3 separate regions of the Mus musculus genome follow, and regions 1 and 3 are each linked to region 2. The links are chromatin loops, found by intact Hi-C in ENCODE. Cell type or tissue: gastrocnemius. All regions are shown on one strand. Links, peaks and the distances in the headings refer to the core of each region. The heading gives the core; the rest is flanking DNA.

Region 1 (4,862 bases), core at 974-3,473, 74 kb after region 2:
TTGCTCAACAAGCTTCCCGGTCCTCCTGTCTCCATCTCCCTGGGACTGGGATGACAAGTGTGCACCTCCACACATGGCTACTTGACGGGGTTCTGGGGATCAAACTTTGGTCCTCACACACAGCAAGCACTTTACCAGCTGAGCTACCTTCTGGCTTCTTTTTCTCTTTCTTTAACTTTTTTTTTTTAATGTGTATGGGCGTTTGCCTGCATATACGTCTATGTATGGAATGCAAGGAGTGCCCTAGGAGGCCTGAAGAGAGGGCTGGATACCCAGAACTGCAGAACTGGAGTTACAAATGATTCTGAGCCACCTTGTGGGTGTGAGGACCTGAACCTGGGTCCTCTGGAAGAGCAGCCAGGGTTCTTAACTGCTGAGCCATCTCTCCAGCCCCTCCCTGCTTTTAACTCATCCTGGGTATGGAACACCCCCCCCCCCAACACACACACACCGCCCAACTTGCACATACTGGGTAAACACCCTTCCTATGGAGGTGGACTGTAGATAGACACTGGGTCCTAGCCCATGGGTTTGTTCCTAGTGACTTCTTTGTAAGATGGAAAAATACTGGTCCAGAGAAGTCTTCCATTTTAGAGACAAGGTCTCATAGCCTTGGTTGGCCTGGACCTGGCTGTGTCGCTAAGGCTGGCCTTCCTAATCCTCCTGCCTCCACCTCCCAAATGCTGGGATTACAGGCATGGGCAGAGAGGATTTTTTTTTTTTTTTTTTGCCCTGGAGCTCACAGGAATTTGGAGGCAGAGCCAGCGCTAGAGTCCTTCTCTTGTCTCTCAGCACTGGCTGCCACCTTGGTTGTTTTGGCATCTGACTGAGTCCCCACCCCCATCTCAGCCCTAACATCTCTCCGGGACTCTCTAACTGCCACTGGGATCAATTCCAAACTCTGCCAGTTGCTCTGGCCAGAAACCCTGCGGTTGCCCTAGACACCTCTGCTTTCCCAAGCACCAGCCAGGCCATCAGCAAACCCTTTCTTTGGAGGCCTTAAGGTTACAAATCACCTCACAAGGTTACAAGTTTACTCACTTCCAATCAGCAGCTCCAGGTCCTTGGTACCTTCCCTCACAGTCACTCGCAGGAGTCTTGTCCTTCAGTTGACAGCTACTGTGCTGGCCTACCCACCCCAGGCTGCCACCGTAGTCATCTTTTTCTTCTTGTTTGCTTGGTTTTTGAAACCCAGTCTCTGGAAGCCACAGTTGACCTTGAATTTACTACTCGATCCTCCTCCAGATCCCCTGCGTCTACCTGACAAATGCTGTGACCACACGCATCTGCCACTGTATCTCTCTCTCTCTCTCATTTTCTTTCCTTCTTCTTCCTTCCTTCCTTCCTTCCTTCCTTCCTTCCTTCCTTCCTTCCTTCCTTCCTTCCTTCCTTCTTTCCTCCCTTCCTCTGTCCTTCCCTCCCTCCCTCCTTTTTTCTTAACCTCCTTTTTTTCTTTAATGGGTTATTTATTTTTCGTGTGTGTGTGTGTGTGCATGTGCCATGTGCGTTCAGATGCCCTGGAACTGAAGTGACAGGCGTTTGGGAGCCACCATGTGGTGCTGGGAACCAAACCCAGGTCCTCTGCAAGAGCAGCGAGTGTTCTTAATCGCTGAGCTATCTCTTCAGCCCTACATTTTGCTTCTCACCATACTGACTAATATTCCATTGTATATTTTCTGTGCCATTCCATGTGCGGATAGACACTGCCTCTGATCTTTGCTGCTGTAAATCATCACAGCACATGGGGGTAGGGTGGGGGTGGGGGTGGGGTGGGGGTGGGGGTGGCAGCATCTCTTTGGTGTGCTGTCTGTGGCTGTATTTCCAGCCTTGGGTTTGTGGAGGAAGGGGCTTTCTGTGTATCCTTCTACAAATGTGGAGAAACGGAGGCATGAGGAACAAGGAGGAAATACCACAAGCAGAACGGAGCTTTTGTTTGTTTATTTTGAGACAGGGTCTTATGTAGCCCAGGCTAGTCTGGAATTCACTATGAATGTTTGAATTTCTGATCCTCTACCTCTAAAATGCTGGAATTATAGGCAAAAGCCACCATTCCTGGTGTGCTCCTGAGTGCTTTTTTGTTTTTTTGGTTTTTTTTTTTTTTTTTTTTTGAGGTGGGGGAGAGTTGTTTGTTTGCCATCATGACACCAGCTAGCATTCTCTGGGAAGAGGAAACCTCAACTGAGGAATTGTCTCCATCATCACATTAGCCCATGGGCAAGTCTTTGGGGCATTTTTCTTAATGAATAATTGATGTGAGAGGGCCTAGTGGTACCACCCCTGCCTGGGCAAGGGATCCCGGCTTGCATGAGAAAGCAGGCTGAGCAAACTGGTAAGCATCTTTTGCTCCTCCATGTCTCTGCTTCAGATCTTGTCTCCAGGTTCCTGGTCTGACTTTCCTCTGTGATAGTGAAGAGGTCAGCTCAGAGCAGATTAAAGGGCGCACTGTTCTGCCAATCATATTGTGCCTAGTTGCTGATGCTCTATTCCGCCCCTGGAAACCATATAAAAACTTGAGGAACGGGCCGCCAGGGGTCACTGCTTCTCCTTTGGGTCTGGGACAGCCCCAGTGCACTGGAACAACAAATTCCTCTTGCTTTTTGCATTGATTCTGTGTGGTTCACTCAGGGGTTCCCTGGTAAGCTAAGGCTCACCAGAGACTGTAACCTGTGATGTATAATCCAAACAAGTCCTTTCCTCCCAAGGTTGCTTTGAGTCACAGTGTTCATCACAGAAGCAGAAAGCAAAGACGCCAGGTTTCTACCGTGCCTGGAGCGGAACCCATGACTCTGTGGGTGCTAGGAAGCACAGTACCAACTGAGTCACACCCCACCATCTCCTTCCTTTCCTTTTACCTTTTGCAATGCTAGGGATTGAATTTAGGGTCACTGGTGTATTAGGCAAGTACAGAATTAGGCTTTGACTCCTCCTGGTTGTATGGGAGAGAGCTTCACTCCTCTGAGATTTCTGTCTCTTTGGCAGACCTCACCTTTCTCGATGTCAAGGACTGTGGGTTTTTAGTCTATGCTATCATCTTTGGTGACTACTTTTGGGAGTTGGTTCTCTCCTCCCACCTTGTGGGTCCTGGGAATTGAACTCAGGTTGTCAGGCTTGGCAGCAAGTACCTTTAGCACTTACGCCTTCTTGCTGGCCCTGGCAGATTTGATTTTAGCAACTCTTTCCCTTCACCTGTACACACCTGTAGGGATCACTGCAACCACAGTGTGCTGAATCTTTATCTTTCCAGTCTTCGAGTCTTTGACGTCCATGTGTTACCTTAGTTGTGTGTTCTTTTTTTAAAAGATTTTATTTATTTATTATATGTAAGTACACTGTCGCTGTCTTCAGACACTCCAGAAGAGGGAGTCAGATTTCGTTACGGATGGTTGTGAGCTACCATGTGGTTGCTGGGATTTGAACTCCAGACCTTCGGAAGAGCAGTTGGGTGCTCTTACCCACTGAGCCATCTCACTAGCCCCCCTTAGTTGTGTTTTATGTGAGCTAAAGAATGTTGCAAGTGGGGCCAGAGGGATGGCTCAGTGGTTAAGAGTACTGACTGATCTTCCAGAGGACCTGGGTTCAATTCCTAGCACTCACATGGCAGCTCCCAACTGTCTGTAACTCCAGTTCCAGGAGATCTGACACCTTCAGATCAATGTATATCAAATAAAGTTAAATTAAAAAAAATGTTGCAAGCTACAAACCCATATTATTACCTGTTGGATTCTTGGACCCACCCTCAAGAGCCCTCTCCTAGCTCCTTTGCAGGTTTCTCTGCTGTTGCCACCTTGCCCATGGGGTCTTTTAGTATTTGGGTAGCTTCTGGATCTTCCTATGACGTGTCTTCATTTCTTCCTGTCAGTGGTGATGGACCTTGTCATCACCATCTATCCATATTAATCCATACTATCATCTACCTGTCCTATTGTCTATCTGCCTGCCTGCCTGCCTGCCTGCCTGTCTATCCATCCATCCATCCATCCATCCATCCATCCATCTATCTATCTATCTATCTATCTATCTACACAGACACAGACACACACATACACACACACACACACACACACACACACACACAATACATAGACATATATATCAAATAAAGTTAAATTTAAAAAAATGGCCGGGCATTGTGGTGCACGCCTTTAATCCAAGCACTCGGGAGGCAGAGGCAGGCAGATTTCTGAGTTCAAGGCCAACCTGGTCTACAAAGTGAGTTCCAGGACAGCCAGAGCTATACAGAGAATCCCTGTCTCGAAAAACCAAAATAAATAAATAAATAAATAAATAAATAATAAAAATGTTGCAAGCTACAAACACGTATTATTACTGTATATTACATATGTTTATATGTGTGTGTATGTATATAGTGTGTATATATACATATATATATGTATATATATATATATATATATATATATTTTCAGTCTGTGGGTATAGGGTGTTCTGCCTTCATATATGTATGTGCATCACATGTGCTCAGTGCCCACGTAGACTAGAAGAGGACAGAAGATCCCATGGAACTGGGGTTACAGGTGGTTGCAAGCCACCATGTAGTGCTGAGAACTGAACCCAGGTCCTCTGCAAAAGCACTTTGTTCCCTTGACTGCTGAGGGACAGGGTCTCTCACTGACACTGGAGGCTAGAGTGGTTGGGCACCAGACCTTGAGGGTCCTCCTGTCTCAGCTGCCTTGTTGCTGAATTGTATGTGTGTACTGCCACGTCTAGCTTTTATGTGCCTGCTGGGACTCTAACCATGATCCCTATGCTTGTCTAGCAATAACTTTATCTACTGGGCTGTCGCGATGGCTTAGCACGTTAGAGCACTGACTGCTCTTCCAGAGGTCCTGAGTTCAAATCCCAGA
Region 2 (4,862 bases), core at 758-3,257:
AGAGAAGGCGTCCTCAGCGGCGGGCCCCGCGCCCTGCGTGGAATGCGGCACGCGGGCCAGCTTCTCCTTGGTGCGGCGCTTGAAGTCGTTCCAACGCTTCTGAACCTCCTGGCCCGTGCGTTTCCAGCTGGTGATGCCGTTGATTTTGGTGGCGATGCTGTCCCACACTCGCCGCCGCTCGGCCACGCTCACCCGACGGCTCTGCGCGCCGTAGAGCTGAGGGTAGTGGGCGCGCACCTCTCGGATCAGGATCTGGTTCTCCTCGAAGGAGAAGCGCGGCTTGCGGAGTCGGGTGGTCTCCTCCGCTTCGCCCGGCGCCGCCGCCGCGGTCGCCGAGGCCATGGCGCCCCCAGACGCCACCGATCGGCTGCCTGGCGCATGGGGGGCGCCGGCTCTGCGGGCAAAGGGCGAACAGCGCTGGCGGTGGCTCGGTGTCCCCGTGTCGCCCCGACACGGGCTCCTCTGGTCCCCTGTGCAAAAGTGGTGATGGGAGCGGCGAGGTGCTGAATGCAATCAAAGGTGCTTCCTCGTAGGTGACACCCGCCCAGTGCCCATCTTGTGCTTCACGCGGCCGCTAGTGCCTCGCGGAGGAGTTGATGGGTACTGGGGGGACGGACGGTCTGGAAGGATGGAGGGAAATGAGCAAAAGTGGAAGGGAAAAGGGTGCCACAGCAGGAGTTAGAGGAGAACGGGGGCGCAGTAGAACAGGACAGGGCAAGAGTAACGGGGATGCCCAGGGGGTCGAACATGCATGATGCTGGGAAGTGATGCCAACTGGGCAATGCAGCAGACGGGGCATCCAGATCAGAGAGGAGCGCTGGGGGTTCCCAGGGTAGTGGGTGTCAGTTCTAGGGTCCCTGAGAGAGGATGTCCAAGAATAAAGATGAAATGGAACCTTCTAGTTAAGACGGCAAAATATTAAAGCTGAGGGTCTGCAGGGATTATGGGGGTGCTGGGATTGCTGGGGAAAGAAGGGGAGTTGTGGAGATAACGGGGGTCCGAGATAAGAGGGGGGACCCCCGAGGCTTTTTTTGGACTCCAGGAAGAGTGATGGAGCACAGAGGATGGGGACCCCAGTTGGGCCGCGGGTCACTCACCGTGCCGCCGCAGCCCCTGCCTGCCGGTGGGTCAGGGCTTCGGCTTCTGCGGCCTCTTCCCTCCCCCCCTACTTCTCCCTCCCCCTCTGGGCCCCGCCCCCAGTAGCATTGAGAGCCAAGACGCATGCGCGCCGGGCGAACGCGGTCTCCAGATACCCTGACAGAGCTGCGTTCTCTGAGCCGTGTCTCCCAGCACTGCGCAAGCGCAGAACTTCCCGTCGCCTTGCTTTACCAGAAGGACACAGCTGCGCAGCCGCACATTTAGCGCTGAAGTAGGTTCCCTGGGCTCTGGTGCTCAATTGCGCATGTGCAAACCTACAGCGCGCATGCGTGTCACTGGCACCTTGCCTGCGATGGTACCCAGGACTAAATCCCAGTGCGGGCGCAGTAGAGAGAGAGATGCTGAAGAGAGCGCTAGGACCAAGCGGAGTTTCTTCCCTTTGAGTAGTCCTTTAGCCTACTAAGCAAAGTCTTATTTTGAGAAAGGGGAGAAGAGCTTCATTTCCATGACAACTGCGTGGGTGGGGGCTGGGGGCGTTAGGAAACCTTGCCCACGCCCAATCCCTCCTCTGCGCAGGACCACTCGGAAACTACCTCCTACGGACTGAGGCGGGGCACCTGGAAATATTCCCCGCCCATGCAGAGGCGGTAACCATAGCAACCCAGCAACCTCCCAATGGTGCCTGGGAGGCCCCCTGTCCACAATTTGACGTCATGGCTCGGAGAGGGAGTTCAAAGGCAGGAATTTCTTGAAGGGTGGGGATGGCGATCCTAGAAAAGCGCAGAGCAGGAGTGATTCGAGAGCACCACTTGAATGAACTGGATGGCCGGATGGCAGGGTGAAAATTTTCAGTGCCCGCAGTTTCAAGGTCATTGGGTAAACGGCGCTTCGTTCATCTTTCCGACAGTTACACATAAGCTCTCACATATCCATATAAAAGGCAAATTGTGTTCACTACCAAAAAATTGTTTCTGAGGGCATCTTACTAAGTATCCCAAGCTGGCATTGAACATGCAGCAGTATCTCTGCAGTCACCAGCGAGGCTAGAAAAAAGACAGGATATGTGCGGACATTACACATAAGGAAAAGATGACATTTGTATTAAGACCCGAAGCAGAGAGGGAGGGCTGGAGCTCAGCAGTTACCATCTCTCCCGGGAACACCAGAGTTAGGATCTCTGTATCCAAAGGCGGGGGCTCATAACCATCCTTAGCTCCAGCACTGTTGCCCTCTGCTGGCACCAGGCATGGACATGGTGGACAAACATACAAGCAGGCAAAACACTCATATACATAAAAGGGAGAAAATTTCTTTTTCTTTTTTTTTTCTTTTTGGTGTGGGTGTGTGTGGTTGGTTCCTTTTTGTTTTTGAGATACGGGGTTTTTTGTTTGTTTGTTTTTGTAACCTTGATTGTCCTGGAACTAGCGCTGTGGTGGAGGATGACCCCGAAATCACTGAGATCGGCCTGCCTCAAGAGTTTGGGGACTTATTAAAGGCCAGCCACACTACCACCGGCCTAAGATTGGGTTTTAATTATGTATATGCATGTGGGTGCTGGTGCCGTGGTTGAGAGGATCTTGCAGCTGGGTCCACCTGCTTCTGACTCTGGAGTTCTGGGATTAAAGGGGTGCTGCTACTCCCCGATGCTGGCTTATACTTTTTTTTCCCCTAACCGTTTTGTGATAGGGAGCCCAAAGTTTAAAATCTATCAAAACTCAGACCTAGTAGTTCCTAGTCTCACAAGATGGAAGGGAACCCATGGGTGACCAGAACTATAGAGCCCTAGGTTCAATCTCCGGTAAAGAGGAAAAAAAAGAGAAGGGAGGGAGGGAGGGAGGACTCAAGGGACTGTTGAGATGGCCCAATGGGTGAAAGGCGCTTGCCACTAAGCTTGTGACCTGAGTTCAGTCCCCACGTGGTAGAAAGTGGACTCCCTTGAATTATTTGACTATTGTCTGGATGTTGTACCCCCTCTCTCCAGCCCTCCTCCCTCTTTTTAAGACAGGGTTTCTCTGTGTAGCCCTGACTGTCCTGCAACTCTGTAGACTAGGCTGGCCTTGAATTGATAAGAGAGATCTACCTGTCTCTGCCTCCCGAATGCTAGAATTAAAGGCATACACCCACAACTTGCCTTTCCACACTTTTTTTTCCTCTATTTTTAATTTTAAAAGTGTCTAGGTGGAGGCTGAGAATTATTTGGGAACCTGTTCCCAGTCAGACGACTTGTGTTGGAAGACAATATGAGATAGGTCTGGGCGGCAGTTCTGGACCCCCTCCTGCCCCTCTTACGGTTCCCAGGGTTTTAGGCGGCCCTTCAGTTCCCTCTTGTGCTCTCTCTCCCAGCACCCAAAGGCACCCGCCCACTAACTTGGCCAATGGAATTCAAAGACAGTAGACTAACAACGCTTTATTCAGCAGCAGACACCCCTCCTCCACCCTCATCCCATTTCCAAGCCAACCTCCTAGATAGCATAAAACCCAACTGGCATTCTTCTCTGCCCCTAAAATTAAAACCTAAGCAGTCATCAGTCCCATGAGGTCTCAGACTCTTCTCACCATGGGACACACACTGACGTAACACACTCAACTATATTGGATGGGTAGAAGAGAGAGAATGTCTCTCACCCACCGGGAGTCAGGGATCCATCAACGAGTGGGGCTGGGGGCAGGAATAGAGTGAACCATGGTTAGTGATGAAGTGAAATCTGTGGGCTTCTGCTCACCCGAGGCAGTCTGAAGTTACAAAGGTCTGGCAGCCTTCCCAGAGGGTCCCAACCCTCCTCTAGTTCCTGTAACCTTCCTCTTATTCCTGATGGACATGGCCATGTTCAAGGAACTAAGGAGCTGAACGTGAATGGTCCATGGAGAAGTTTGAGTCTGCAGATGCTGAAAAAAGGTGAAGATAGATGGATGGTCTCATAGTCAGTACCAACATCCACTTCTTGGCAGTGACGATCAGGATCAGTCTCTGGCACTGTCCCCAGGTTCTGAAGACTGGCCTGTCAGAGCACACTGACTCTATAGGATAGCAAATCCAAGGACCCCTCCCCCCCAAGGGATCTTTAGAGAGGAACCGAGAAGTCATCACCAGGCCCTCACAATCCAAAAGAAACCACCAAGACTCACACGGTCCATGGAGAAGGGTTCTCACAGTACCAGGAATGTCTGAGACACACAGTCTGGGCTGCCAGCATTTCCCAGTGTTTCAGGATCCTGAAGGCACAGAAAACGTTGAGATCGGGGGACCTCCAGCGGGCTGGGTGAGCAGAGCAGAGGGGACTAGGGTCAGAAGCAGGAGGGTGTGGGTTGTGGGTGACAGGTACCTCACAGGGTCTCAATTATCGCTTGACTCTGCGACCAGCTGAGTTTCGCCCACTGCGTCGGTAGAGAGACTGCTGACTGCTGTTGAGTGGACAATACTTGAGTGTATGAGCCTGGTCGCCGGTGGCTCCACATAGAGGACACACATAGTGCCTCAGGATGGGACACACAACCACCCCTTCAGGCGTCTTCAGCTGGTGTGAGGTGTAGACGTGACGAGACTCCCCATTGTGCTTGCAGAAGTTGCATATGGTAGGCAGACATCCAGGGTAGCCCTCCAGGTCCTGCTCACTCTTCTCCTGGGGCCTGGAGTTGGGCTCCTCAGCTACCTCACCCTCCTGTCTTTGCTTCCGGCTCTGAATTATATCCATCACCACCTGGCTCAGGTTAAAGTAGTCTCTCCACATGTCAAAGGGCGGTAGGTCCATGGCACTTAAATGTGG
Region 3 (4,862 bases), core at 974-3,473, 80 kb after region 2:
TGTAAAGATATATCACATATTGTCCACTTGTTCATCCTTTGATGGCTGTTCAGGCTCTTTACATATTGTGGCTGCGATAAATATTGCTGTGGTGAACATTCATATATCAATATTTGTCCATCTGTTTTCAGTTTTCTTGGGTGCAAACCTGGGGATAGAATTGCTGGGTTATGTGAGTATTCTATTGCTGTAGAATAACATATCAATATTCAAGATATTCATCAATATAAGAATAATATTGTATATGTATATATGTATGTATGTATGTGGTATTAGTACACAACTGTGTGCATGTGAATATGTTCTGTGAGAAAACTTTTCCTAGGGAAATGTAACACACATATCTACTCACCCTAGATAGGAAACCCATGATAGGTCTAAGTACCGATACCACCAAAGTCTAACTTGGTGAACAATGAATCTAATTAGGGTTACTTATAAGAGCAGAAATGACTCAAAGACAGCTACATCACGAAAAAGCCCACTTCAGTATGGGTGACAGGTCATCAAAGCTGGGATCCTGGAGCACACTGAACAGCCTGTAGGCAGCTCAGCATGTTGGAGGATGTTCTTTCCAAGTGACTGTGGTCTAAACCTTTCCAGGCAACTTGGCTGGTTTCTGTGTCTTCCAGGCATCTAGTCTGGGGTCAGAATCTTCTTTGCAGCTTTCTCTACCACTGAGCCACACCCTCCAGCCCCTCACTGGGGGATTCTAGGCAGGGGCTCTACCACTGAGCCATGCCCCCAGCCCTTCACTGGGGGATTCTAGGCAGGGGCTCTACCACTGAGCCACACCCCAGCCCCTCACTGGGGGATTCTAGGCAGGGGCTCTACCACTGAGCCACGCCCCCAGCCCCTCACTGGGGGATTCTAGGCAGGGGCTCTACCACTGAGCCACACCCTAGCCCCTCACTGGGGGATTCTAGGCAGGGGTTCTACCACTGAGCCACGCCCCCAGCCCATCACTGGGGGATTCTAGGCAGGGGCTCTCCCACTGAGCCTTTGTCTGCCCTTGCACAGATCAGAGGTGAATATTGCAATCTTCCTCAAGGTCTCCACACCTTAATTTTTGAGAACAGGATCTCTCATTGAACCAGGAGCTCACTGAGTGGCTAGGCAGGCTGGCTAGTGAAAGCTTGGTATCCTGTTCTTGTTTTGTTAGGAATAGGGTTACAGATGCTGTGGTCGTGGCACATGCACCCTAACACACACACACACACACACACACACACACACAAAGTGTCATCTAATAAATAAGTAAACTCCTCTAGCCTGATGCCATGGTGTATGTGCCTTTAATCCCAGAACTCAGGAGGTAGAGGCAGAGGCATGGGGGTCTCGGTGACTTCGAGGACAACCTGATCTACGTAGTGAAATTCAGGCTAGCCAAAGCTATAGCGTGAGATATGTCTCAAGACAACTTCAGGAGGTTGGGGAGAAAGAAAAGAAAGAAAAAGAGCACTGGCTGCTCTTCTAAAGGGCCTGGAGCTCAGTTTCCAGCATCCCTAAGGTGCTTCACAACCATTTGTAACTACAGTCCGAGGCTCCTGACGCCGTCTTCCGACCTCTGCAGGCACCAGGCACACGCGTCGTGCACAGGCATACACGCAGGCATAAAACTCACACATATAAAATAAATAAATCTAAAACTATTAAAAAATAACTCCTACTTTGCTGTGTTGAGCTTTAATGAAGCCAGTGCCATGCCAGGCATGGTGGTACAACTCCAGTAATCTCAGTACCGGGAAGGTGGAGGCAGGAGGATCAGGAGTTCAAGGATGCATAGGAGACTAGCTTGGGCCACTTGAGGTTTTGTCATGCATGCACTGACAAAGCCAAGTCTAGCAAACCGATCAGGGTATACTTAGGCTGTCCTTACAGTTGAGAATATCCTCTAAGCCTCCTGACTTGAAGGCTCGGACCTTCCTCTGAGCAAGTTCCACACTCTAGTCAGCCCCTTCCTTCTCTGTGGGCGAGGCCTGCCTTGCTGGGGGTGGTGGGTGTGGTAGGCGGAGTAAAAATGCTATTTCCGGGATCCTCCTTCTACTCCAAGGGACCACCTTTTTCTTATGATTGGCAGAATATCTACCCAATAATCACTAGAAACAGACTGTAAACCTCGGAGGTCTCCCCACACGTGTTAGTAACGCCTCTTCCAAATAGACCAATTGTAAACTTCGGAAGGCGGGTTCTCCCATGGGGGCGGGACAGAGTGACGGGCGTCGCTTTTGACTTATGGAAACATGGCTGCCTGTAAGATCAGACCAATCAGAAGTGAGAAGGCCGGATGTGGGCGGAGCTGAAACTTCGGCGGTTGAACCGCTCGTGAAGATCGAGTCCGTGGAGGTGAAGAGCGAGTACGCGGGTGTGGGCGCGGGCTCCAGGCGCGGGCTGCAGGCGCGGGCAGTGGGGAGTCCCCAGAGCACCGATTCTTTCACGCAGGTGGACGCCAGAACCTATGCAAGCTGGAGATTTCACGGGGTCTTTAATGCATCATGTTGTCGCTCGCGAGATACGCGGCTAGAACTTAGAGAACCCTTACCGAATACTGCACTAGAGCTTGTAAGGTAGAGTTTTATTTTATATATATTACACCCCACGAGGTGCGGAGGGGGTGTCCTCGAGATGCCGTAGGTTCTGAACTTGAGTTGGTTTGGAGGATGGAGGCAGGTGAAGACAAGGCAGGGTTGAGGTTCCAGGGTTGAGGGTGTGTTCCTACCCTACGGACCAGAGGCGTTTACTGTGTGCAGGCTCTGAGCAAGTTATTTGTCGTGAAATCACTTTTAATTCTCGCTTTCTTTGCAGTGCTAGATGACAAACTTTGAAATGTTAGTCAATAGTTCTACCACTGCTGCCGAGGTCGGGAACGAGTCTTATGTTTTGTTTTTGAGACAGTGTCTCGCCTTTTTTCCTTGAACGCATAGAAATTATTGTGTGTTCACACAAGTGTGTGATGGGAGGGGGATTCATATCACAGGATGGGTGTGTAGTGACAGCTTTGGAATTTTGGTTCCTTTAAAAAACACAGAAATATTATAAGAATATGTTTTCATTTTAATCCCAGGTGTACCTGTTTTGGACAGTTCTCAGCTTACTATGATTTGCCGCTTGCTCTAGCAGAAGTGTGTTTTTGCCAGCTGCAGATAATTTTTTTTTCGATTGTGTGACATTTGGAATTTTGGGAACATTTTAGAGAGCATATAAATGTTAGGGCCCCCAAGAAGCATGTGTGCCTGTATGTGTATGTGCATGTGTGCAGGGTTGTTGGTCATTTAGGAAGGTTGGTTGTGGTTTGTTAGTAGTCACGGTCGAAGAAGAAACAAAAGGAAAGAAATTAGATTCAGGGGTTTTCCTAATTCCTCTCTTCCCCTCTATCCTTGTTTTCTCTCCTATCTAGTATTTAGGGGGTGAAAATGGGAGATAAAGCCTGGGGGAAAGAACCCACAAAGTAGCAAGGACCAGCTATATGGCTGTGGCTGTGGAGGTCGGACAACAACACTGGGTTGGTTCTCTCCTTCCACCTTTCTGTGGATTCTAGGGGTCAAGCTCCGCTCTTTGGGTTTACACAGCAGGAAGCTTTACCCATTGAGTCGTCTGGACAGCCCCTCTGAATGAACCCTGAAGTGTCATAACGCATCCTACAGTGGCACACCTTTGTAATCCCAGGACTGGGCAGCTGAGGCGAAGGACTGGCAGTTTGAGATCAGTCTGGGTCACAGGATGAGCTTGGGGCTCGTTTTACCTAAAGAGGGAGACCTTGTCTCAAAACAAACCTAGAGAAGAGAGTGTGAGCTTTGGTATCTGTTTGCCCAAGTTTGGGCCCTGGCACTGACTCTGGGACCCACTATGGAAATCATTGTGGCTTTGGGCGAGTTCTTTAATCCTTTCATACCCGAATTTCATGTTCTGGGCAATCACTTTTTCTATACCACTTCCCTCACTCTGTTTACCCAGATGTCTCTTTCCCGTATCCATCTCTGAACTCCATGCTCTATCCAAAGGCCAGCTCTTCTTTGCTTGGAAGTCCAGCTGACATGCAGTTGCCCCCAAATGATTCTTTGGTATCCCTATTCAGCCTGGCAGGCCCTTCCTCTCAGGTACTTAGGAGTTGGCTTTTCATCACTACTTCCTTTCTCTCCCATTTAAAAAGATTGTGTACACACACACACACACACACACACACACACACACACACGGTGAGACTCTCAAACAAGTTAGGGTGAGGATGGATAGCAAGGGATCTTGTACAGTTGGGAGAGTGTTTGCTTAGCTTGCTTCAAGCTCTGGCTTTGCTCCCTAGCTCAGTGAGAGCAGGCGTGGTGATGAGCAGCTGTAATCCCAGAGGTGGGAGGTGGAGACGGAAGGGTTAGGGGTCCAAGCTGAGCCTGGGTTCCATGAGATCCCTCTGCAAGCAAGCAAAAAAGCCAAATCCTGTGTTCCTCTGTTAACCCCGCCTGCATCCCACCCGCTCTTCCCTAGGCCTCGCCTGCTCACAGGATCTCCAGATACTTAGAGCTCTGTCCTCCTTCCTCTCCACAACCACACACCTTTGGAAACGCCTTGCTTGCGTTATTGGGACCTCGAAGGTCTCGGTGTCTTTTAAACGTAGCAAACACATGCTTTATACTGCTGTCTCCCCTTCCCACAGATGTCTGAGTGATTTCCCCACTCTCGCCAAAGGTCTCAGTCCAGATGGGGGCTGCATGAGGCCTTGCTGGCTGCTTGTTTAGTCACTTGGCTTTGTCTCTTTCAGAGCCACCAGATCCTTCGTTTACTCCTTGGACTGCTCAGATCTCTCTACTAGTGTTGGGCTCCTGAAGAACACATAGGTGTAGAAAGTTACTATGCTAGAGTTAACTGCC

Evidence for each region. Hi-C counts contacts between places; a loop is a spot of excess contacts. Peaks named below come from ENCODE experiments on the same cell type or tissue, not always from the same donor. Only the 100,000 strongest peaks of a DNase experiment are listed, where the experiment ranks them.
Region 1: a loop joins it to region 2, with 2.4 times the contacts of the local background. A loop is called at or near these places in 11 of 42 quality-filtered maps.
Region 3: it touches region 2 in a loop (2.7-fold over the local background); 21 of 42 quality-filtered maps call a loop at or near these places.

What each region holds. Positions count from the first base shown.
Region 1 is chr7:18,914,131-18,918,992 of GRCm38, reverse strand. No RefSeq gene overlaps it. Among named protein-coding and RNA genes, the nearest start is that of Ccdc61, 6.2 kb to the right of the region's middle. In gastrocnemius, for the core only: a CTCF peak has its summit at 2,522 (motif pointing right); no DNase peak of the experiment used is centred there.
Region 2 is chr7:18,987,590-18,992,451 of GRCm38, reverse strand. It overlaps Mypop (Myb-related transcription factor, partner of profilin), which reads right to left and starts at 1,207. Exons shown (of 3, transcript NM_145579.3): 1 at 1,098-1,207; 2 at 1-620. The coding sequence starts at 342. Nanos2 (nanos C2HC-type zinc finger 2) reads right to left here. Exons shown (of 1, transcript NM_194064.2): 1 at 3,490-4,862. The coding sequence starts at 4,847. The coding sequence ends at 4,437. In gastrocnemius, for the core only: no CTCF peak of the experiment used is centred there; DNase peaks (open chromatin) are centred at 1,313, 1,702 and 2,291; H3K4me3 peaks cover 1,382 bases; H3K27ac peaks cover 1,379 bases.
Region 3 is chr7:18,907,838-18,912,699 of GRCm38, reverse strand. Ccdc61 (coiled-coil domain containing 61) reads left to right here and starts at 2,296. Exons shown (of 14, transcript NM_001033314.3): 1 at 2,296-2,567. In gastrocnemius, for the core only: no CTCF peak of the experiment used is centred there; a DNase peak (open chromatin) is centred at 2,210; H3K4me3 peaks cover 1,949 bases; H3K27ac peaks cover 1,414 bases.